Regions from separate parts of the Mus musculus genome. Here regions 1 and 3 are each linked to region 2. A link is a loop called in an ENCODE intact Hi-C map of the cell type or tissue named here. Cell type or tissue: heart. All regions are shown on one strand.

Region 1 (8,000 bases), 120 kb before region 2:
CCTCTAAGTTTGACTCTTATTTTGTCTGACCGTGAGATCCAGGTCTCTTAGCTGTTTACAAGAACATTTTTTCCTTACTTTCAACTTCTTTTAGCTATAAAACACATCTCTGTTGCTACCCCAGGCTAGCCAGCCCACAAGCTTCTGGAGGGCCTGTTTCCAGGTCCTATCTTCCATACAAACACTGGGAGAGCAGATGAGCTGTTCCAGTTTTTTAGTTCCACAGCTTCTGTTTCATTTCTTTTACAAGAATTAAACGAGAAACAGCCATAGGCATTCAAAAGCAATTACTTCCTGTCGCTTCCTGTTGATGGATATCATCCCTAGTGACTGGTTCTCTGTGGTTTCCATTAGCCCTTTGAACATACTTGTGTGTCTTCCATTCGTGAATCCAGAGAGCTCTTGGGTGGGTGCAGCATGCATGTGACCTGCCAGGAGCTCAGAGCGGGCTAACTAATTACCACTACATAATTGATATGGCTGTTTGGCATCTCTGACTAGTAATTTTGTCTGGCCTTCCTCAGTTTTGCCCAGTCTTTTCCCTGCTATGTTAGCCATATTTTTCCAGCTTTCTTTCTATCCTTGTAATATTATGTTGAGAAATGCATACCTTGACTACCTATTTATTTTAATAAATTTAATTTTCATTGAAAATATTTTTTTTATATATTTTGAACATAGTTTCCCTAAAGCATTCTCAGCTTGCTTGTTTATACAACCCAGGACCACCTGCCCAGGGATGGCACTGCCCACAGATGGTTGAACCCTTCCACATCAGTCATTAATCAGAAACCTGCCCTGTGGGTCAGTCTGATGGAAACTAGTCCAGGTGACTAGTTTGTTTCAAGTTCACAAAAACTAACCAACTGGGGTGACCTCTTAACTTGACACATACATCACCATTAAACAGTAACCTTTCCTTGTTTATCATCAAGATGTTAATACAACAATATAAAGTATAACCTTCAAAGTTTCCATCTTTAAAAACTTGTTAAAGTTCAGTGACACTAACAATATCCAGTCTTGTAACTATAGTCTCAGAATCAAGTAGTTATTCCAAGAGGGAAGAAAGAACCAAAGCACAGTTAAAAGTGGATCAAAACAAAAGCAAAATCCAGTAATGTAAATAATTTATAATCTAATGTCTGGGACTTACTCATGATCTTCCGGGCTCCAGGGGACTTGGGCAGCTCCATGTCTCAGGCTGGCTCTGCCATCCACAACTCACAGCTTGTCTGGTAGGCTTAAGTAGGCTCCACTCCTCACCTGACATGGTCCTGCAGTCCTAGCATCTCCAGCATGCTGGAGTTTCTACTGCCTCTCCTGGCTCTTTCCAGTTTCAATCTCAGCTCATTTCTGTGACCTCTTAAATCTTGCAGCGTTCATGCCTACACAATCAGTTCCACTATGTGGGGTACACATTACCAAGTCAGGTTTCCTGCTTGAGATAGCCTTGACTGCATCTGGACTGCAGTGTCTGTGTGCTGACCTTTAGGAAGTATATCCAGAAAATTGCACTTTGATGATGCTGGTCTTATTAATCACAACTGATTCTTCATCCCCAGCTAACCATCATTATTTGTCCCAATAAAGGTAGATTCTTAATCCAAATATCACAAGAACATCCCTGGTATCCCTCTGATACTTCATAATGTCTCTCTTCTTTCAATGGTATCTTTCATGTTTCCACAACTCATTACACTCTGAACACTGACCAAAAGCAACTTGTGGGAGGAAGAGATTTAGTTCCTCTTCTAGCTCTCTGGTCACATCCCTCAGTGAGGGAAATCAGAGAAGAAATTCAAGTAGGAGTTTGGAGGCAAGAACTAGCAGGGCCACAGAGAATGCTTATTGGCTTTATTACAAGCAAGGTCCAACTGCTGTGGGACCCTTTCACGTCCATTAGTCAAGAAACTGTTCCACAGGCCAATCTGATGAAAATAATGCCTCAACTCTTTCCTCTTCACAACCAAGTGACTATTTTGAGTCAAGCTGACATAAACTAACCAGCAGTTTGCCAGACAGGTGAAAGGGTGTTGGGTCAGGCACACAGGAGGACAGTCAATGGCTTTATCTTTAAGGGGGCAAAAGCCAGCCCGAGATAATTTTGGCTCCAAGCTTGTAATGTTCCAACTTTCTTCCATTGTGAAGTTACTATCCATCGACCTTGTACTATCTTAACAACTGGGTATGGGTTGGTTTTTCCTGACAACTCGTCGTCCACATTTTTATCAGCCTCTCACACGTGTGTTTTCTTCCTAATAAAGGTTAAGAGGCTATCAGAACTTCTGGTCAGTGTAACTGGTTATTCCAAACTGAGCTGGTTCAAGTGATGGGCTCAGTCCTAGCTTTCTTTGCAACACGAAATACTGGAAAACCGCTCTTGCCCAGGCTTTTATAGAACTCTCGATGTTTGAGGCCTGTTTGACGCAGACCTAAACGGTTTTGAGTCTTTGGCTTATTTAAAACGTCACATTTCAGGAGTGCCACGATCGATTTCTGAAAATCTCTCATTCTCCTTTACCATTAACGTAGGGAGAATGGTGCTATACATCATTGAGCACATGGGAAAACTGTATTGTTCGTATATCTGCTACAAATAAAATAAAAATAAAAAGCCAGACGCCTTTAATCCCAGGAGGCAGAGGATCTCTGAGCTCCAGGAGAGCCAGGTCTACAGAGTGAGTTCCAGGACAATCAAGGCTACACAAAGCCCTGTCTCAACAGAGAAAACGTGTAGGAGGGAGGCGGAGGGCAGAGTGGGGCGAGGAGAGCGACGGGTTTACTTTCGGTACTGTCCCAGTGACTCCGGGTGGACCGGGGGCTCCCAGTCCCCACCGCAGGTCAGCAGCGCACGGGACGTCCGGAGTGAGCATCTGCTCTCCGCGTGGCTGGCAGCACCGATCTCCTTCACCGTCGCCGCCGTTCTAGGACGTCCGCTGTCTTTTAAAAACTGCCGCGCTGCCCCCTACAGGCGCGGGCCAGCATTGGCACCGCCCCTTCCCTGTCAGGGCCGGGGAGGGGACACTGAACACCGAATTCCAAGGGAGGGGCTGCCTAGTCCTCGCGAGGCTTCGTTCTCGCGGAGGTGGCGGCGGCCGGCCGGCCGGTGGGGATGCGCTCGGAAGAGGGGGCCGGAGGCTTAGGCGCAGCCCTGGCTGCGCGGGGCCCGAGCTGGAGGGAGAAACTATCGAGCTCAGAGACCCACTGCCGCCGCGAGTCACCGCGGAAGGAGTCGGCGGCGCCTCCGGCCCCGACCCTAAGTGAGAGCGGGGCCGGCAAGCCTCGCGAGGAGAAGAGGACAGCCCTGAGCAAGGTGGGGGCGGGGCCCGCAAGTCTCGCGAGAGGACGGCTTCTAAGCCCCCCGGTGGGCGGGGCTTGGGGAGGGCGGGGCGGGTTGTTCATCTCAGGGGCGGAGCCTAGTCTCCGAAGTGATGCGGGCTGTTGCGAGCAGTCTGGACTAGGATTAGCGAGTCGGGGTGGAGCTGGGGAGCCGCGGTCCCCCGAGCTCCGGGGAACCTCAGGCTGAGTGGGCGTGGCGGGCGGCAGCACCTGAGTGAACGCAATGGTCATCCCAGGTGGTCCTCCGGCGTCTGCCCCCGGGCCTCACCAAAGAGCAGCTGGAAGAGCAACTGCGCCCCCTGCCGGCGCACGATTACTTCGAGGTGGTGGCTGCGGACCTCAGGTGAGGGCTGCTGCGGGACACCCACTGGTGAAGGATGGAGGACCCCGCGGGCGCTCGCAGTTGCAGTCCCCTCCCAGCTGTCAGTGCACGCCCACGTTAGGAGCGGGCAAGTCACCTCGTCAGCCCGTTACCATGCCTTCCTCGGCGTAGCTTTTAATAAACTGTATGATGAGCAAAACCGGACTGCATCCCTTACACACGTTGAGTCTGGAGTGTTTTCCCTAGTGAGGGACCAGTAACTGAGCCCTGAGAAGTGGAATCTCTCATTGCTTGCACCACCACCCAGCCAGAAGGTTCCCTGCCTGTGGGGATGCGAGCAACGCAGGGCTGACCTAAGCAGCAGATGTCAGTGCCACAGGAATTCGTGGGTTTTCCACGATACTTATTTTTATATCCTTTTATGGTATTCTTTCTCATTTGTGTCATATACGCTTTCCTTTGGGATACCAATTTTGTTTTGTTATTTTTTTTAAAGTCTATTCTAATAAAAATATGAATAATTAAATGGGTATCCTTTGAAAAACCACAGGTGGTTTTCAGGTGGCTGAAGTTTAGAAAAATGGCTAAAAGAACAGTGTGCAATTACTCGGTGTGCAATTCCGGTCCCAGCTTGTAACTTGCACCCTCTGTACGAACAACAGATTTCTCTAAACTTCTGTATTCTTTGTGAAATGGAATGGAATCGTTCCTACCTGTGAAAAGAGTTGTGTGTGAGACGGGGAGAATGATTTAGTTTTTCCTTGGTACGTGGTCTGACACCCATTCAAAATACAGCATGTCATCCATGAAGGAGCCTAGACAAGTCTCGTTCTTGTTCAGATGTACCAGAAATGGCTCTAAAAGTACCCATGGCATGGTGACTTCTGGAGTCTAGTATTTTACCCTTGGCTCTGTACAGAAGAGGCGGTCCTGGATAATTAAGGCTTCAGTTAATGGTTGCTTTATCTTCGGGGTGTTTTGTTTTGTTTTGTTTTTTTGCTAAGGAATATCCAAATTGTTAAAATTTACTGAGACGTGATTCTCGGGCATGAAAAAGTATTTGCTTATTCATAGGAGATAAGGCAGAATCAAGGGCCGTCCGTTTTACTAACCACTGTTGCCTCGGTTTCAGCCTTTATCCTCATGTCTACTCCAGAGCATACATTAATTTTAGGAACCCTGATGACATCCTGCTGTTCAGAGACCGTTTTGACGGCTATATCTTCATTGGCAATAAAGGTCAGTGAGTTTCAGTTAACTTCTCACAGCTAAAATAAGGTCATAAACTCTTACTGTCACGTCATGTGCTGACGGAGCTTATAAACTAAAGCATCCCAGACCTTCCATGAGATAAGAACGGGAGGGATCGTGACCTTGCTGGGGAGTAAGTTCTCACAGGCTCCTTTTCCCAATAAATGAACCTTGTGTTCCAAAACTAAGTTATCTTACGATGTTTGATGAAAGTTTTCTGGGCTATATCATACACTTATATTTAGGCCAGGGATCCAGAGCACTGGCCATGATTGCCATTTCTTGAAAGCGTGGTGGAGGGGCGTATGGTCATGAATATCAGGCATGGAGCCTGTGGCGCAGTCTCCCCTTCAGGGACTCTGCTCCTGAACTTTCTGGATCCGTTTCTTACGTTCCTCCTTCCCCGTCCTGTCCGACTGTCCTGTGTTAGATTTTCTGCTTTTAAGGTTTGTAAACATTCTGTAGGAAGTGCTTTCTGCCCTCCCCATCCATCAGTTTCCATCCATCCCCCTCCCCCAACTGAACGGTGTTCCTTCTCCGTCAGGGCAACAATCAGAAGATCAGGTTGTAGTTTCTGTGAATGTCACGCAAGTTTAGTGCTCAGGCCATTTGGCGTTCTAGTTCATTGCTAACTACTTTATTCAGATGGTCTTTTTTTTTTTTTATTGGTAAAATATACATAACAGAAATCACCTTCCCCTCCTTCTTGAGATGGACTCTGTTTCTTAGGTCAGGCTGGCCTTAAACCGCAGTGGTTAATTCTCCTGCCTCCTGAGGAACTCGTGGGTCCTTCCTTCTTTCTTTCTTTCTTTTGTGTGTGTTTTTGTGTGTGGTTCAGAATTATTAAAATTATTCACTTTATACAACCAGTTACCCAGAGTCCCTAATTGTTATATAACTAAAACTTTATTAATTAAACACTAGTGCTGGACCCTCCACCTTCTCCTCCCTCCAACTCATTCCATTTTCTCTCTCTATGAATGTTATTACTCTGCATGCCCTGTATTAGCAGAGCCACACTTTCTGTCTTCTTGGCTAGCTTCTCACTTAGCATAGCGGCCTCCAGATTCTCGAGTGTCCTAACTGCCCAATTCCCTCCCTCTCAAAGCTGGAGAATATTCCCATAGGAGTGTTTGTCCATTTTACCTATCCATTCGTATGTCAGTTGTTAGACACTTGACTTGTTACAAGCTTTAGCCGAGGTAAACTCCCCTGGATATGCAGATGTGTCTCAGAGACCCTGTTTTCAGATTGGATATCAACCCAGAGGGAGACTTGGGGGTCAGGTGGTAGCGCAGTGCTCACAGCACAGACACCATCATGCGTTCCCAGCGACAGCAATGTACGAAAGCTACGACTGCTCCTCGTCCTCTCTAACGCGCTCTGTTTTGAGTTTTCATTGAAGTTGTTTGGTATCACATTGTAGTAGCTGGCCTCGTGGGCTCAAGAGTAAGAGCTCTCCTGGGATTCTTTTCTCTTGGGGATAGGAATTGTTCTTTGTTTTATTTTTGTTGTTGCTTTGATTTGGGTTAGATTGAGTTAACTTGAGTTTTGAGATCGTATCAGTAGAGTATCCCAGGTTTACCTTAACTTGAGTTCTTCCTGCCTCAGCCTCTCAAGTATTGGGATTATAGGTTATATACTAACTAATATACCCAAACTTTTTGTGGTTTAATTTTGTATTATCCAAAAAATTTGCAATTAAACATCTTTTTATATTGCTGTTTGGCCATATGTAGACCAACTCTGAAGAGATATCACTGAAGTTCTTTGCCACTTTTTTTTCAATTAAAAATTTTTATTTTCAGTAGCTAGAGAGATGGCTCAACAGTTAAGAGCATTAGCTGCTCTTCCAGAGGTCCTGAGTTCAATTCGCAGCAACCACATGGTGGCTCACAACCATCTGTAAAGGGATCCAATGACCTCTTCTGCTACACAGGTATACATGCAGATGTTGCACTCATGTACACTAAATAAATCTTTTTAAAGAAACTTATTTTTGCTGAGGGTGATTAAAACATGCTTTTAATCCCAGCACTTGGGAGGCAGAGGCAGGCGGATTTCTAAGTTCGAGGCCAGCCTGGCCTACAGAGTGAGTTCCAGGACAGCCAAGGCTACACAGAGAAACCCTGTCTCAAAAAACCAAAAAAAAGGGGGGGGGGGGAGGAACATATACATATATAACATTTATGCGTATATATGTGCATGTGACATGTTGTAGCAGGGTTCAGTTGCCAGAAGAGGGGACTAGATCCCCTGAGCTGGAGTTGCAGGTGGTTGTGAGCTGCCCAGCGTGTGTGCTGGGAACCAAGTTCACGTCCTCAGGACAGACAGCAAGTGCTCCTAACCGGAAGCCACCTGTCCAGCCTGTCGTTCCTGAACAGGGTTATTTCTGGTACATTGAGGGTTTCTTCTGCTTTGTTTTGTCTCACCTTGTACCCCAGGCTGACGCCAAACCTGCAGCAATCCCTCTTGGAACCACAGGTACAGGGCAGCACTCCCAGACGTTCCCGGTTCTTTTTCCACTTGGCTGGGTGGCTGCTGCGCTGAAGAAGTTCTCTGTGTACTCCGGGTGGCGCTCCCTTGCCGGCTGGATGGCTCTCCCTGTCCATAGATTGCCTTTTCACTCTGAGGATTGTGACTTTTGACGCAGCTTTTTTTTTTTTTTTTTTTTTGGTTCTTGCTTTAGTTGCCTATGTATGTGTTGTCACATCTGAGAGTTTGTGAAGGTAGAACTCTTATAGTTACTGGCTGTGTGTTTTGAGTTAGGTTTTAAGTTTGTGGCATTGGGTAAATGTCTAATTTCATTCTCTTGTGTGTGGCTGTCCAGGTTTCTCAGCACCATTGGTTGAAGTACCCACTGGTTTCTATTAGATGATCTTAGCATTCTTGTCAAAGTGATTTGGTCATATACCCAAGTGTTTTCTGTTGGCTCTCCATTGCGTTCCTTGGGGTGTTTGTCTGTTTTGTTCTAGTGCCATGCTATCTTGATTACCTTAGCTCTGTGGTAAATTGTGGAGTCAGGACTTTGTCAGCTGCTGTGTGCCGCGGGAGCACCACCCCTGCCAGTCTGTGCCTTCCACCT
Region 2 (8,000 bases):
AGCTATTTGGGGGGGGGGGGCCTGACCTAAAATTGCTTTGGTTTATCAGAGTGGAAAAGTTTTAGAGTATTCTAACATAGAAGTCACATTTTATATATGTGAGTATATATGTACATGTATATATATGTGTACACACATATGTCACTCCTGTCTCCTGAGATTGCTTCCAGGTCCCAAGCTGACACTCTACCAGCTGTTAATCTTTTGGACTTCTGTTGTTACTTTGTGGAATCCTTGTCCTGCTGTAGGATCCTGTTACATTGTGGCCCTCTGTTGTTACTCTATTTTACTGCTGTATAACATTGAAGCACAGGATAGTATAATATTCAATGTGAATACCCATGTGCTATTTAAACTTGTTGAAAGCTGATTATGGGAGCCACTTCTTAGCCTCAAGCAGGTCTATGTCAATGTTCTTCAAAACCCCAACCTGGTTCAGGAGAGGAGAGGAAAAACAGCCCCTTGGCTCTGTGATGAGAGAGGGAAACACAGAAGCAACTCAGGGCATTAAAACATTGCATCCTTGGAACAGTTGAACAGTAAACCATTTCCAGCCGAGGTTGTGATAGTTTGTTCCAATGCTCTAATGATGCCTGTGGTGGGAACAGGAAGTAGAAAGCTGTTCCGTGGGGAGGTTTTCAACTTGGAGTCCATTTCTGCAGGATGTTGCAAGGACTTGATGATAACTTTGGTTGCCTCTGAATTACACTCTTCCAGTCTGTCTTAGTCAGGGTTTCTATTCCTGCACAAACATCATGACCAAGAAACAAGTTGGGGAGGAAAGGGTTTATTCGGCTTACACTTCCATACTGCTGTTCATCACCAAGGAAGCCAGGACTGGAACTCAAGCAGGTCAGAAAGCAGGAGCTGATGCAGAGGCCATGGAGGGATGTTCTTTACTGGCTTGCCTTGCCTGGCTTGCTCAGCCTGCTCTCTTATAGAACCCAAGACTACCAGCCCAGAGATGGTCCCACCCACAAGGGGCCTTTCCCCCTTGATCACTAATTGAGAAAATGCCTTAGAGTTGGATCTCATGGAGGCATTTCCTCAACTGAAGCTCCTTTCTCTGTGATAACCCCAGCTGTGTCAAGTTGACACAAAAGTAGCCAGTACAATTGACCCCTTGTCAACTTGGCACACAAACACATCACTAGTAAGCCTCAACCCTTACATTCTTATTCATCCCCAAGATCTAAATAACTTTAAAAGTTCCACAGTCTTTACATATTCTTAAAATTTCAATCTCTTTAAAATGTCCATCTCTTTTAAAATCCAAAGTCTTTTTACAATTAAAAGTCTCTTAACTGTGGGCTCCACTAAAACAGTTTCTTCCTTCAAGAGGGAAAATATCAGGGCACAGCCACAATCAAAAGCAAAAGTCAATCTCCAACCGTCCAATGTCTGGGATCCAACTTACGATCTTCTGGGCTCCTCCAAGGGCTTGGATCACTTCTCCAGCCATGCCCTTTGTAGCACACGCGTCATCCTCTAGGCTCCAGATGCCTGTACTCCACTGCTGCTGCTGCTCTTGGTGGTCATCTCATGGTACTGGCATCTCCAAAACACTGCATGACCCCTTCAGTCCTGGGCCATCAATTGCAACTGAGACTGGACTTTCACCAATGGCCTTCCATGGCCTCTCACAGTGCCAAGCCTCACCTGCTCTGCTCAACTCCTTCATGCCTTCAAAACCAGTATCACCTGGGTGACCCTTACACATTACCAAGTCCAGCCACAGCACAAGGTACAACTTTGGCTATATCTGGAACACAGCCACTGTGCTCTCAGAAAACACTTCCCAGAAGATGTCACCTCAATGATGCTGGTCTCTTCTTAATCACCGCTAATTTCTTAGCTCCAGCTAACCAGCATCAATAGTCCCAGTAATGCAAAGTTTTTGCTTTAGTAGTTCTGGTATCTTGTTAATCACAGCTGATTCTTCAGCCCCAGCTAACCAGAACTACAGAATCTTCACAATCAAAACAGCAATGGCCCTGAAAAGAGTCTTTAATTTTCCCTCTGAAATTTCACAAGCCAGGCCTCCATCTTCTGCACTGTTCTCAACATTATCTTCCAAGCTCCTACACAACATCCCACAGAGCTCTTAACAACGAATGGATCTTCAAGACCAAAGTTCCAAAGTCCTTCCACAGACCTCCCCAAAACATGGTCAGGTTGTCACAGGAATACCCCACTCTGCTGGTACCAATTTGTCTTAGTCAGGGTTTCTATTCCTGCACAAACATCATGACCAAGAAACAAGTTGGGGAGGAAAGGGTTTATTCGGCTTACACTTCCATACTGCTGTTCATCACCAAGGAAGCCAGGACTGGAACTCAAGCAGGTCAGAAAGCAGGAGCTGATGCAGAGGCCATGGAGGGATGTTCTTTACTGGCTTGCCTTGCCTGGCTTGCTCAGCCTGCTCTCTTATAGAACCCAAGACTACCAGCCCAGAGATGGTCCTACCCACAAGGGGCCTTTCCCCCTTGATCACTAATTGAGAAAATGCCTTAGAGTTGGATCTCATGGAGGCATTTCCTCAACTGAAGCTCCTTTCTCTGTGATAACCCCAGCTGTGTCAAGTTGACACAAAACTAGCCAGTACACAGTCATTGCTGGGGTACCAGATGTGATGATATTTTGTTACATATCTGTTGTTACTGCTGGCTACCTTCTACTTGTTTTGGTTTTCTGCATACTTAATAAAGTCATTTATTTGAAACCAAAGCATTGCCACTGTACATGATCCTCTGGACTCTAATGATCATGCTGCCGTTCCTGCTAGTATGAGTATCTGTTGTTACTCCTATTGCTCATCCGTGGCACTGTGGGCTACTGTTGTTTGTGGTTTCTCATATTAACCTGTGAATTTCTAGTGTTACTTCATGGGCTCCTCTTTACGAGTTTCTGCAATCACTTGACTCTTCTTCTTCTTTTGTTTTTTTGAGACAGGGTTTCTCTGTGTAGCCCTAGCTGTCTTGGAACTCACTTTGAAGACCAGGCTGGTCTTGAACTCAGAAATCCGCCTCTGCCTCCCAAGTGCTGGGATTAAAGCCGTGCACCACCACCTCCCGGCACTTGACTCTTCTTAATATAATTGGTAAAACTCTTTTTAAGAGAATGATGCGGATGCTACTAAATTAATTAAATTAATACAGATGTTCACAAGAAATCAACTTAAGATGTTTTAACTCTTCTATAGTGTAATAGCATTTTCTTACTTCCAAATATCCTTCACTTTTAGCACATTATTCAATAAATCATTGATGAGTGATTTTTTCCCCTGGAGATATGTAACCAAATACTTATTCACCCTAGTTATAACAGCAACATCAGACCAAAGAAATAATTTCACCCATATTTGGCTTAGTGAACCAATGGGTTTAATTACTAGGGTGACTCACAGGAGCATGGGTGGACTCAAAGACTACATCACAGAAAAGCTCACATCAGGCTGACGATTTGCCTCTGGAACTCCCTGCAGATTGCTACTGTTTATTTAATCTTGGGTGGGAATTTTGTGAATCTTCTTTCAGGGGCTTTCCCACCCTTTAGGTTTCCTTTGCCTCTGAGTCTTGGGTGCCCTATTCTTGTCTCCAGGAGGGAAGATTTCAATTCAGAGGACATACCTAGCCACACAACATATTTAACATACTTTAAAATAGCTTTTAAATTTCCTTTTGATCAGGCAAGGTGCATAAAGGACAATTACGGGAGTCAGTGCTTTCCTTCCACCAAATGGGATCCCAGGGTTAAACTCATGTTTCCAGGATTCCACAGGAGCACTGTCACCAGCTGAGACATCTCACTGGCTCTAAACTCGGTTTTAAGTAGACCTTGTTAAATACTTTCACCTGATCATAGGTTTTCTATGTTCTGAGGGTTTGTGGCAGGCTGGGTATAACCTATGCTGCGTGTATTAGGTGCACTTTGGACTTAGTGTTTTCACCTTGCATGGGTTTATCAGGACAAACCCCACTGGAAGCTGGACAGCTCTATCTTATTGTCTCTGTTCACTTATTATCTTGGCTTGGTAACAGCGACAAAAACTTCAAACAGTCTGAATTAAGGTTAGCCTTTGCTTGCAAACACACCTCTACAAGTTCAATAAACAAAAGCACAGAGCCACTGGGCATGGTTTAGAATCGAGAGCCACACGCCTAGATTAGGTGTGTGGACGGAATAATGCTGACTTCCACCCATAATTGGTCTAGTATTTTTAAAGTGTATAGCGCAAAACACTATTAGACTAAAAGCACGTCAGAAATTATTTACATAATACATTTCAAATATGAATACCTGCTATTTAAAAATGTAAAAGACTAACCTGAATATATATGTTTTTGCTCATTACACACTAGGCACTTTAAAATATTTTTGTTTACTCGGGTAAGAACCATTCCTAGTTCCGTTTTGTTATCAAGGCAGAAGAGCTCCACAACCTGCAGTGGTCCAGTTTCCCTCTCCTTTCTACAGACCCTATACTACCTATTTGGAAAACATTCCACCTGTTGACACTGCTTTCCCAGCTTTCTAGGAACTGAAAGCCATTCTAGGCTGCAGGTCAGCAAGACTGTCTTTGAGCCCCAGGGCTACGAGCAAGAAGACTCTGGCGTGTAGGAGATTGGGGCAGTCCGAACAGACCCTTGCATTCACAGATGCCTAGCTAGGCAGGCAGGTAAATGGGACAGTGAGGTGAGGGACCCGAGTGTAGACCAGCGGTGTCCTTGCTAGCCCCAGCCCGGCGCAAGGGAGGTCTGTAGGTCCGGAGAGGACGTCTGGAAACTGAGGCTAACCACACGGGTTCCGCCAGACAACTTGGGCAATGCCAACAAGGCGGGTCAAAAAAAAAAACCACCAGAACCGACCCTGGGGCGCCTAGGATGGGTGGGTGGGGCTTGTGCTCACTGAGCACGCGCGCCCCGAGGCCTCCGAGTTCGGGTAGCAACACGAATCACGTGGCTCCTCTCCGGCCAATCAGCGGGACGCCAAGGCGGGGCGTCCAGCGGTGGCCCTCGGCGGGAGGCGGACGGCTTCCGGCAATAATTGGACGCTGCGGCTCGGTGTGGTTGGTGGCTGTCTCGTCTGGAAGGGACCCGCAGGTGAGAAGGGCCTCAGGACGGGGAGGGGCAGTCGGGCAGGGCGTCCCTGGCTCGCCCTCCGATGTCCGCCGTGCTGCTCCGGGGGCCCCGAGCGGGCTGTGGGCTCGTCCAACCTCGGTAGATGCAGGCGTCCGCCCCCCACCGCCGCCGGCCTGTCCCCTGCGGGTCCGTGCGGCCTCCCGTGCACACCTGTGTGTGCACCATCCTTCAGGCCGGCGTGTGCGCTCGCCGCGAGGCACGCGAAATTTGCATCTTTGTCCTCACAGCTCCTTTCTGCCTCTGTTCCAGGGCAGTTCCATCTCCATCCCTGGGCCTATTCAAACTCCCCAGAACTCAGACGTCTGGAGAACTGTCCCTGTGAAGGCCCCCCACCCCCCACCCTTTTACCTGCAGCGCCAAGGCTTGATTTCCCACCATTATCAGAAAAGATCCCCCATTTCCTTCACATTCCGTTTTCCTTCGTTCCTGGGCATGTTGTCCTACTACGAAGCATCTGTGATGATCTCTCTAGATTCCTTGGAGTAAACCCCATTTCTGACATTCAGCCTAAATATACAGTGGTTTTGTTTGTTTGTTGTTGTTTGTTTTTTTATATGATCTTTCACAATCAAATTTACCCACCTATACAAACTCTTCACGTTTGATCCAAGTTGTTGGAATTTAATTTACTTGAAAATCTTGTAAGAAAGCTAGAGCAGCGGAAAAATCAAATGCTTACTAGGTTGAAGATGGGCTTCATTTTAAAAAGGGATTTGTTACTGTTAATTATGAGTGAGCCTGTGTGTGGGCACATGCACGAGTGCCTGGGGAGACCAGAGGCTTCCATCCTGATGGGCTGGAGTTATGGTGTCAGCTGCCTGACTTGGCTGCTGGGAACCAAGGGCGGGGTCTTCTGCAAGAGCAGTTACAGTGAGTGAGCTCTTAACCCGCTGACCCATCTCTCCAGCCCAGGCCATACATTCTTTCTTACTCTAGAACAATGGAGATTATCGTTCTCGAAATTTTAAATGAAAAAATAAGAGTGAAGCTTTTTTTCTCCAAAAGTGAACCTGCCTTGCTATTTTTGTTATAAACTGTTTTATTATAATGCCCCTGCTATACGCTCAAAGCGTTTGTTTTGAAGATGAAGGCCATTGATGTACAATCCGATTATTTTTTTATGTAATTTACAAATAGAGCAACACACATATAAAGCCAAAAAATAGAAGACAAAGAACAAAAACGCAAACCACTGAAACCTGTAATTTCCTGGAACCTGTTTTAATAGGCTGTTATGATTACTATAAATATAGTGCCTTAAGAGCATGGCTTGTGGAGTGAGAGTCCGTAATTTTGAATCCCGTCCTATGGGATTCTTTGCCTCTGTACTGTCATGGATAAATAGAGTGTTTTGTTATGATGCTGGTGGTTGAACAAACATAGCCCCTTGAATATGCTAAGCTCGAGCTGAGCCTTCAAATAGAGAATTATATTTGCAAAGTGTGGCAGTTTTCTACTTTACAGGTTAGTGTGAGGACTAAACTCAGTGCAATTCAGTGAATTATTCAGCGTTAATGCCTGGCCCATTCTGAGTTCTAGTGTTTGCTGTAACTGTTTTCATTAGGAGAACGTGTGTTTGTTGTTGTTGTTGTTGTTGAAGAAGGAGAAGGAGAAGAAGAAGAAGAAGAAGAAGAAGAAGAAGAAAGTATATTTTGCTTAGTTCAAGATCTTTAGTGTTCGTTTCTCCTAGGACATGGATTTGAAGAAATCATCCTGCTCATCTGAAGTGCCCCACATTCATGTCCCACCATGGGAAATAGAAACTCAGAAAAGACCTAAAGATCTTCGGCCCCAAGTGACTTTTGGCATTAGCTTGACATTCTTGTGCTTAAGTTTTAGTGTGTATACGGGCAGGAGAGATGACTCAGTGGTTAAGAAGCCTGCTGCTCTTGCAGAGGACTAGCTTAAGTTCCCAGCACCCACATGGTGGCTTCCCACGGGATAGAACTGCAGTTCCAGGAGGATAGGATGCCTTTGTCCGATCTACTGGGCACCCATGGATGTGGTACTACACTCACGCATACAAGCAAAGCACTCATACACATAAAATAAATATGTATATATTTTAAAAGGACGGATTGTATAAGCTGTGTCACAGCTGAGTAGACTCAGACATTACTCATACATATACATTTTCAGAAATGATTTCTGGATTTTACTTTATATGATGGTTAGACTTGGTTGCCAACTTGACACACCTGGGAATAGGGAACCTTAATTAACTCCGTGATGTTGGCCTCTGGCAGTGGCTCTCAGCCTTCCTAATGCTGTGACCCTTTAAGACAGTCCCTCGTGCTGTAGTGAACCCCCAGCCATAAAATTATTTTTGTTGCTAGTTCATAACTGTAATTTCGCTGCTGGTGTGAATTGTGATATAAATATCTGATATGCAGGATATGTGCTCCCCACCCCAAAGGGGCTGAGACCCACAGGTTGAGAGCCACTGGCCTGTGGCCTATTTATTGACTGTTTTCTTGACTGGTAAGTGTCGTATGGTGACCCAGTGTACTTGGGGTTATACAGCCCTGTGCAGGAGGGTCTGAGCTATATGAAGAAAATACTGTGGCAAGCCACAGTCATGAGCCAGTTAGAAGTATTCTGTGGTTGGTTTCTGCTTGCATTTCTGCCTGACTTGCACAGAGGGTGTGGACTATAACCTGTGAAATGAAATAAACCATTTTATTAACCATTAAACCATTAACCTTAAACCATTTCCATTTCTTTTTTTTTTTTTTTTTTTTTTACGATTTATTTAATGAATGTGAGTGCTCTGTAGCTGTACATATGGTTGTGAGCCTTCGTGTGGTTGTTAGGAATTGAATTTTAAGACCTCTGCTTGCTGCGGTCAACCCCGTTGGC
Region 3 (8,000 bases), 180 kb after region 2:
CACACACACACACACACACACTTTATTGGGCACTTTAATTTTTTCAGGTTTGTTGTAGTTTATTGAAAACTGATACTCTGAATTCTTTCTTTTCAGAAAAAAACTGGTTTCAACAAGCTGCCTGAATGTATGCCAGCCTACGTAGGGCTCCTGAAGATGAAAGGTTCCCCCCCCCCATTTTATTTCTATAAAAAGGCAAAGTATTTAACCTTTGTCTGTAATCTAGAAAAAAATGAATAAGCTGGTTACATTGTTACTTCAGAAGTTCAGTATATTATGTTAATTCAATAAATGATAGAATTATAGGTGGAAAAACGATTAGCTGAGATTTAAATAGGAGTTGGCAAGCTTTGTGAAATATTAATTAACAGAAAAACAGTGCTCCAAATAAGATTCAAATGGATCTGGATTAGAATCTATCTCCAAGTAGCAGAAATATACTAGAGAGCCTGGCATTGTGGTACATACTCACAATTCAGTAATCCAAGACTGAGACAAGGAGACCATGGTTTTAAGATTCTAATCATGTACAAGGCCAGCCTGGCTTATACAACCAAACCTTGTCTTAGAAACAAACAAACAAACAAACAAACACAAAAAATCTATTTGCTCAAACTTTAAAAAATTTTTAGTACTTAAAAATTAAAAAAAAAAAAAGAATCTGGGTACATTTTGTTCAAAGCTTTTTCTCCTAGAGGGTTTTAAAAATAGCAATCGTCACACAATTAACTACCCATGCAGGAGATAAGCCCCAGGTAAGGCTGCAAGAACTTTCATTGGGATCTGTCAATACATTGTAGCAGGAGAGAGAGCAAAGAGTACTCCTGGACCAGGTGGGCTGGTCCTGTTCCAGACTATAATGGAAGCTTCGTCAACTGCTCAGCGTACAGCACTGCCTTCTCACCCAGACAGACTGAGCTAAGAAATGGCAGCTGCCACCCACGAGGCAAGTCTGTAAGCAGCACTTAGAAACTGAGGCCATGAGATAGATTATGATTTTTGTACCAAGAATTCTACTTTTCCAGTTCATTGTTTTTCAATCAGACAAATTTGGGGTTCGACATAAAGACGCAGTGACTGGAAAAGATGTTCTGGACCAACGGTTCTTAACCTATAGGTTGGGACCCCAAAAGGGGTCGCCTAAGACTATGAGAAAAAACAGATACTTACATTGTGATTCACAACAGTAGCAACATTTCAGTTCTGAAATAGCAACAAAGTAACATGGTTGGGGGTCACTACCACCTGAGAAACTGTATTAAAGGGCCACAGCATCAGGAAGGTTGAGAACCACTTATTTTCACGTGTGGGTTCTGTGGCTCTACAGATGGGAAGGCTATCAAAGAAAAACTGCTGCTCACATTTCCTTACTACCCCTGTCCTGTGGACTCAAACTTTCTGGGCTGGGGCTTTAGGGTGGAACGTTATACTATTTATAATATTTTTCAGGTCCTTGGTATTTCTCTTTGTCCTTCAAACACGAAGTCTTCTCCCTACACATCTGCTGCTCTTTCTCTGCAGGCAAACAAAGGAACTTGCTGCCTCGTTCTGCATGACATCATGTGGGTAACCAGATCAGTCAGGTTCTTCCTTTAGGCCTCCTTCTGTGGTCTCCTCTAGCCATAGCAGTGTTAACGCTGCCCAATCCAGACACTGCGGCTGGCCTGAAGCTCTGATCTAGGTCTCTTTCGGTATCTTATTCATTACCAAGCTGAGTCTTTCCTAGAAACCTTTCTTCCCATCTCTCTCATGCTTTCCCTCCCTCCTCCATCCCCATATAACCACCATGAGGCATCCTAGCTGGCCTTCTCAGGCTTAAATGCCTACTTCCAGGTTTATGTTTTGGGTTCACAAGCCCCACTCTTTGGAAAACACAGTATCCTTCAACTATTTACATTTTACCTGATAATTCTGTCATATAGTCTCTTCAACAGAAAAAGAGACTGTTTTCAGAGAGTAGTTTAGTGTCTGATTAAAACGACCAAAAGCTTTCCTGCATTTTACCTTAATTTACTGAGGTTAAAAAGAGTCTTAAAGTTGGCGAGGTGCTTTATAGATGATATAATTCCTTGCATTTAATGCCAAGTTTTGAAGCATCTCGAACATAGAAGGGAATTCAAGAAGAGAAAGCACAGGGTGTGGCGTCAACCCAGGAAACAGCTGAACCTATAAAGTGTTTGTATCCTCTTCCTTGCAAGGATTAGAAAAAGGTTTTGCTGCTCAGTAAAGAACACTTATGTTCATCTTGAAACACAACATCAGATCAGACTGTTTTGAAAGGGTTATATCTGTCCTTTCTGATCCCTGAGATCATCTTACTTCCAACCCCCCCCCCCGCCCCACCCCCATAAAGTTTGATGAAACTTAAGTCACTGAGGCTGAAGTGGAAAGTCGCTAGTTAAGGATGGGGACTATACTAATTTGTTCATGGTTTTCTTGCTTGCAGAGAAATTAGTTTCCTGCTTTTTAAGCAGATACTTATTAACTATATACAGTTGCCACTAGCCGTCTCCTCCACCTCCCTCCCATTTCACAAGAGAGAAGCATGTTTTAAACACAGAAAAGTCTCATATTCTCTACTCCTATCACATGAACTGCACTTCAGGACCTCAGGGTACTAACCCAGAGATGACTGCAGGCCTGGCTGCCCTAGGTAAAGGCAATCCTCCAGACTCTAGGTCTTGTGTCCTCCACCCACCACCCCAATCCCCATCCCCACGCGCCAGCTCCGCCCCAGCAAAGAAGATCCCAGAGTCCGGTGAGGCCTCTGCTCCACTAGTGTGGTCCAGGGAGAACGAAGGCCCCTAAAAGCTGCGACAGCGCCAGACCCAGCCAGCAGGAAGGGGAAGCCACCACAAGAAGGGTACCTCAGGGCCCAGCATGTCCCATCTTGCCCTAGACACTCAAGGTCCCTGTAGCCCCTACGATCCCTCAGTGCTCAGGGCCATCAGCCTACCACGTCCGCCACCCCTGGGTATCTCGGATCCAGTCTCCGTTCGCGTTCCGCGCTTCCTGCCTACCCTGCTTCCGAAGAGAAGACATACTGGACCCCAGCCGGGATCTCTGGCCCCAGCCGCCACCAGTCGCGCGGCGCTTCCGGATTCCTCTCGTGTAGGCCCGCCCACAATATTAGGAGTGCCTAATCCGGACCCGAATTCCCCGCCGCTGGATGTCAATCATCCATATTCGGGGGCGGATTGGTTCGTATGCGGCCCGGGCGTGGCTTAAACTCTGCCTCTAGGAGCCTGGCTCTGGAGCCTGCGCGGAAGGCAGACGGCCTGAAAGCTCTGCTCCTGTGGTTTGCGGTTTGCCCCTGTGATGGACGTGGGCCAAGACACAGCTGGGGACAGTACCGGCTCTGCACACTTGCGGAACTTGGAGTGCAAGCTGGAGAAAGGTTGCTGAGGAGAGAAGGAAGGTCTGGAGGCTTGAAGCAAGGCAAGGTTCCCCAGACACCTGCAATCCGTTCCGCGCGCCCCTCACCACGTCTGCCAGTTGTACCGCTGCACGGCTGGAGATGCTCCCATCTGTTTCGCGTCTACGAATCCCTCTCATTGTGTCGTCTTCCACTTTGCTTTTAGACCAGCTGTGTTACCGCGCTGGAGCCCTTGTTCCCTGTTGACATTGAGTCTTCACCCTTGAACTGCGTCTTCAGAAACATGACTGCCAAGTTCCTACATGGTCTGCAAGCTGGTGGTAACGTTCATGAAAGGTCAGATAGAGGAGCATGACCAAGAAGACTGTAAGGACCATATTCCAAAGAGATGGGCTCTTTGAAGGGAAATAATGCAGGAGCAAATGATTTGGGTTTCATCTTTGAGAAGATGAAAGAGGAAGACCTGATGTTATGAAGAGAATGCTCAAAACATTTTTAGAGCCTATCTAACGCAGGTTTGGATCTGGAAGGAGAGAAGGCGCGCGGTTGTTGCTATTGCAGGACTCTCTGGAACACTCACTCGGACATCAGTGAGAGTAGAAGCGAAGAGATGTCGCAGATGGACTCAAGCCAGGGTTGCTCCTGAAAGGCTTGGTTGGGCTCCAGTCTGTTGTTTGCGTTTTATACTCTAAAACCACAAGGTGGGGTGGGCAAGCAAGCGAAATTTTACAGATGCCTAAGAGGCAGTCAGCAGGTTGTTAAGGGTAACATAGCCCAATGTTTCTGCTATTTCTCCAGGTCGTTATGTTCCAAGTAGCCAGTAAAGACATGCTTGTCAAATAAGCAGGACAAGCAGTGCTTTGAATAAGTCATGAAATGAATCAATAAATCAGTATTTAATAATAGGTCTCTGCTGCTTTCTTCTACTTTACTGGTAAAGATCATGGAAGAAGCAACTTCAAACGGAGATGTGTAAAATTGATGCATTGAGCTTCGAAGTGAAATGACCCAATGTAAATGTCAAGGAAGTGGCTTCTGTCTCTCGGTTAAAAGGAGGTTGTAGCAGATGAAGCAAAAGTCCATTGCTAGCCCATTGCCATAAGGGAAATGTTGATCGTTAGCATCTGAGTTGTGACATAGAAGGTTGTGGGAAGAGTAGTCAGAGTGTGGATGTGTTTGCAGGCAAAGCAAAGGAAATTTTCTGACTCATCAGATTGGTCTGTGGTAGAAAAGTGAAAGTTTAGAATGGGTTCAGAGTTTTGGTTCAGAAGCTGAAAAGTTGGGGTTTCAGGATCATCATGGGGGGCCTTTGGGAAGCCCTTTGTTAACTTGTGCTGTGTGGCTTTCGATGCATAAACTTAGGAGATCATGGAGGGAACCAGCATGGCCACAATGGTGGTTAAGAATTGAGCCACAAAGACTTCTGGGCTTTGGAAAACTGAGAGATGAGGAGACCTAAGACTGACTAGAGAGGATGACCAGTGACAACTGTCCTGTGGCCACGTCAAAGACGAGATCCCCTGATTCACAGTCGTGTTTGTTCAGGGCAGATCTTTACCACCTTTGGAATCCTAGGCACAAAAGCCTGCCGGTTAAGGAAAACAGAAGGTGCTGGATGTGGACCACCACGCCAGCTTCTACACTCCCAAGAACTCCAGCAAACACCAGGATTCCTGTATCACGCTCAGTTGACCACAAGCACCATTCACTCAGATGCCAGGCTAGCCATGTGTGATTTGTATATTGTTGCACCAGGGAGGCACCATTTGGAGGCCTTGTTGGAGTAAGTGTGTCACTGTGGGTGTGGGCTTAATACTCTCACCCTAGGTGCCTGGAAATCAGTCTTCCACTAGCAGCCTTTGGATGAAGACGTAGAACTCTCAGCTCCTCCTGCACCATGCCTGCCTGGATGCTGCCATGCTCCTACCTTGATGGTAGTGGACTGAACCTCTGAATCTGTAAGCCAGCTCCAATTAAATGTTGATTTTTTTTTCAATAAGACTTGCCTTGGTCATGGTGTCTGTTCACAGCAGTAAAACCCTAAGACACCATGGAAACACGGCCACTTCTGTCTCTCTCCCCTGTCCCTGACAGATCTACTCACAAAGATCCCATCTAGTTTGTCTCCTTTTCAAGTTGATCTCTTCCCTACTCCTGTTGCTGTTTTTCATTCTTACCCTCCTACCTTACCATCTCTTCTGTTCATACCCACCATAAAGATCTTTGAAAAGTCTAAAGCAATCACTGCAGGGCAGGAGAGATGGCTCAGTGGTTAAGAACTCTTGCCGGTCATGCACAGAACCTGGGTTTGGTTTCCTGCATCACATGGTTGCTCATGACCACCTGGAGCTGTATTTCTAGGAGATCTGACACCTTCTGCCCTCCGAGAGCATCGAGCATGGACACTGGTGCATTTGCATACATTCGAGCAAAATACTCATACACATAAAGTAGAATAAACATTTTAAAAAGTCACTTGCTGTAGCCCATTACAGGACCAGAATGATATTCCCTCTAACAACTGATTTTCAATATCATTCTAGAAACCTTAGCTAATGTAATGAGACAAGAAAAGGAAATAAAAATGTTATATATTGGGAAAAAAAAATAAAAACATCTCTGTCTACAAGTGACTTGAAGAAAATCCTAATGTCTTGGTCAAAATCCCACACAAAATTATGCTGTGTTTTAAGACACTATTCCAAGGCCTTTAAATGTGTTATAGAACCTCCCAATTCATTATCTGTTAGTTCTCATTCAAGATGGTCTCACAGTTCTTCCTTGTAGCAGGAATGGCTGGGCACCTCTAGGTAAACATGGGGGATGAGGGCACACAGCCCTAAAAGTATCTCCTGCAGGAGGACCTAATTGAGGACTGCCTAAGAGACCAAGGATTGCTGGTTTAGACAATGCCAGCCAATCAGGAACTGCAGTTTAGAAGAGATGCTTTCTTGGGACCAATGGGGTGTGAGTGGAGGGTATTAAAGGAGCTTGCAGCAGTGTTCAGATGTGTTGCTGCTGCGCCATAGACTCTGCACAACCTCACCTCCAACCCCCATGGGTAGGGTCAGGCATCGAGCACTTCCTAATTTCATTAGTCATTTAGAAGAAAAGATAAGTCTTTCCTTGTCTCTGGGTCTTTGGGTCTGTTCTTCCCACTGCTGGAACGGTCTCTTACCTCATTCTTTTCTGTCCCAAATCCCAAGCTTCCTGGGAGCTTGGGCAGAAGTCAACTTCTGGATTTACCTCATTCAACTCAAACTCTACAATAGCTTTCTTTGATATTATTCAAGTTGCTCAGTAGGGGGAGTCGAGGGGGGAGAGAGGATGGAAGAAATTGTGGAGTGTATCTCAGACTATTCCACTAAGAATCTTCAATAGGATCGAGTCCTTGTTGCCTGAAAGATCGCCTTGGTGACACATCCTTCATTATCCCTTTTTTCCCTTTCCCACTCTTTATTCCTGTTTAGTTTCCAGAGATAATAAGTTTTTCAAATAACTCACTGGAATCCATGTCTCGGGACCCGCTGTGTGCCAAACCTAGAGGAAGACTGTATGTAATGACACCACACAGTATTCCCCTAGGGTCACAAATAATTCCCTGTCCTTTTCCTTTTCCAATAACACTGTATATTTCCTTCATAGGAGCAAGTGCCATTCATGCTCACATGTTACTCCTATAACGTCAAATGGCTTCATCCCAACACTGGATGCGTGCCCAGGGACAGTCTTTCTTTCTGTTTTGGTACAAGTCCACGACCCAAAAGAGCTCACAGCAAGCACCACTGTGCTCCTTTCGTTTGCCTGAGATGGAAGACCGGAAGATGGGGGCACCGTGGAGAGGAGGAGAAAAGTGGATATTAGAATCTTCAACTTGATGTGCAGTCTAGATTTTTTATTCGAGGTCTGGAAACCCACCTTCCTTCCTTCCTTCCTTCCTTCCTTCCTTCCTTCCTTCCTTCCTTCCTTCCTCTCTCTCTCTCTCTCTCTCTCTCTCTCTCTCTCTCTCTCTCTCTCTTTCGATAGTGGAATCCAAATGGAGTGTGCTACAAACACTAGAAAAAAGTCACATCAGATACCTTTGATCCATTTGTGTATCTTTCACACACCTTAGTATTTTGCTCTGAAAGTGCACTGCAGTTGATTGATCATAGGAAAAAACATCTTATGGAGGCTGTTTTTATGGAAAAGATCTTGGGATTTAGGGAAATACAGGGCTGTTCACCTGTCTCTCCTCTATTCGACACCCATTCACCTTTCTGTAAATAGTCACCTTATTGATTAAGTTTTGGTCACATTTAAACTTCTTGACAACGGAGACGAAAGCCCCCTATTATATTTACACGGAGCCTAGAGACCGGCCCAAGGTTAAGCAGGTGTAGTGAGTATCCCCAGAGCCCGGTGCCAAACTATGTCTTTAGTTGTCAGCACCTTTTACTCTAGGCCACAGAAACTTTTCTTGACTGTTCAGTGGATCTAAAAAGGGTATCCCCACGAATCTAATTAGGTTTCATCAAAATATGGCTAATTTTGCTGAATTTGCCAGACTGTTTTTTGTTGTGTTTCTGATTTCGCTGAGGAAAAAAAAAAAGATAGTTTTTTTTCTTTGCTTCCGAGTGCAGCA

Evidence for each region. Hi-C counts contacts between places; a loop is a spot of excess contacts. Peaks named below come from ENCODE experiments on the same cell type or tissue, not always from the same donor. Only the 100,000 strongest peaks of a DNase experiment are listed, where the experiment ranks them.
Region 1: a loop joins it to region 2, with 3.0 times the contacts of the local background. A loop is called at or near these places in 2 of 42 quality-filtered maps.
Region 3: a loop joins it to region 2, with 2.1 times the contacts of the local background. A loop is called at or near these places in 2 of 42 quality-filtered maps.

What each region holds. Positions count from the first base shown.
Region 1 is chr8:13,782,569-13,790,568 of GRCm38, forward strand. Upf3a (UPF3 regulator of nonsense transcripts homolog A (yeast)) reads left to right here and starts at 3,047. Exons shown (of 9, transcript NM_025924.2): 1 at 3,047-3,316; 2 at 3,579-3,685; 3 at 4,797-4,903. The coding sequence starts at 3,116. Gm46032 (a long non-coding RNA gene) reads right to left here and starts at 2,488. Exons shown (of 2, transcript XR_001778519.2): 1 at 1,157-2,488. In heart, CTCF peaks have their summits at 2,973 (motif pointing left) and 3,654 (motif pointing left); DNase peaks (open chromatin) are centred at 3,033 and 3,333; H3K4me3 peaks cover 1,941 bases; H3K27ac peaks cover 1,712 bases.
Region 2 is chr8:13,902,762-13,910,761 of GRCm38, forward strand. Fbxo25 (F-box protein 25) reads left to right here and starts at 4,978. Exons shown (of 10, transcript NM_025785.3): 1 at 4,978-5,102. In heart, a CTCF peak has its summit at 4,910; a DNase peak (open chromatin) is centred at 4,970; H3K4me3 peaks cover 1,751 bases; H3K27ac peaks cover 1,194 bases; H3K27me3 peaks cover 1,272 bases.
Region 3 is chr8:14,087,221-14,095,220 of GRCm38, forward strand. Erich1 (glutamate rich 1) reads right to left here and starts at 3,107. Exons shown (of 6, transcript NM_001034862.2): 1 at 3,021-3,107. The coding sequence starts at 3,042. In heart, a CTCF peak has its summit at 3,046; a DNase peak (open chromatin) is centred at 3,161; H3K4me3 peaks cover 1,591 bases; H3K27ac peaks cover 1,079 bases; H3K27me3 peaks cover 3,805 bases.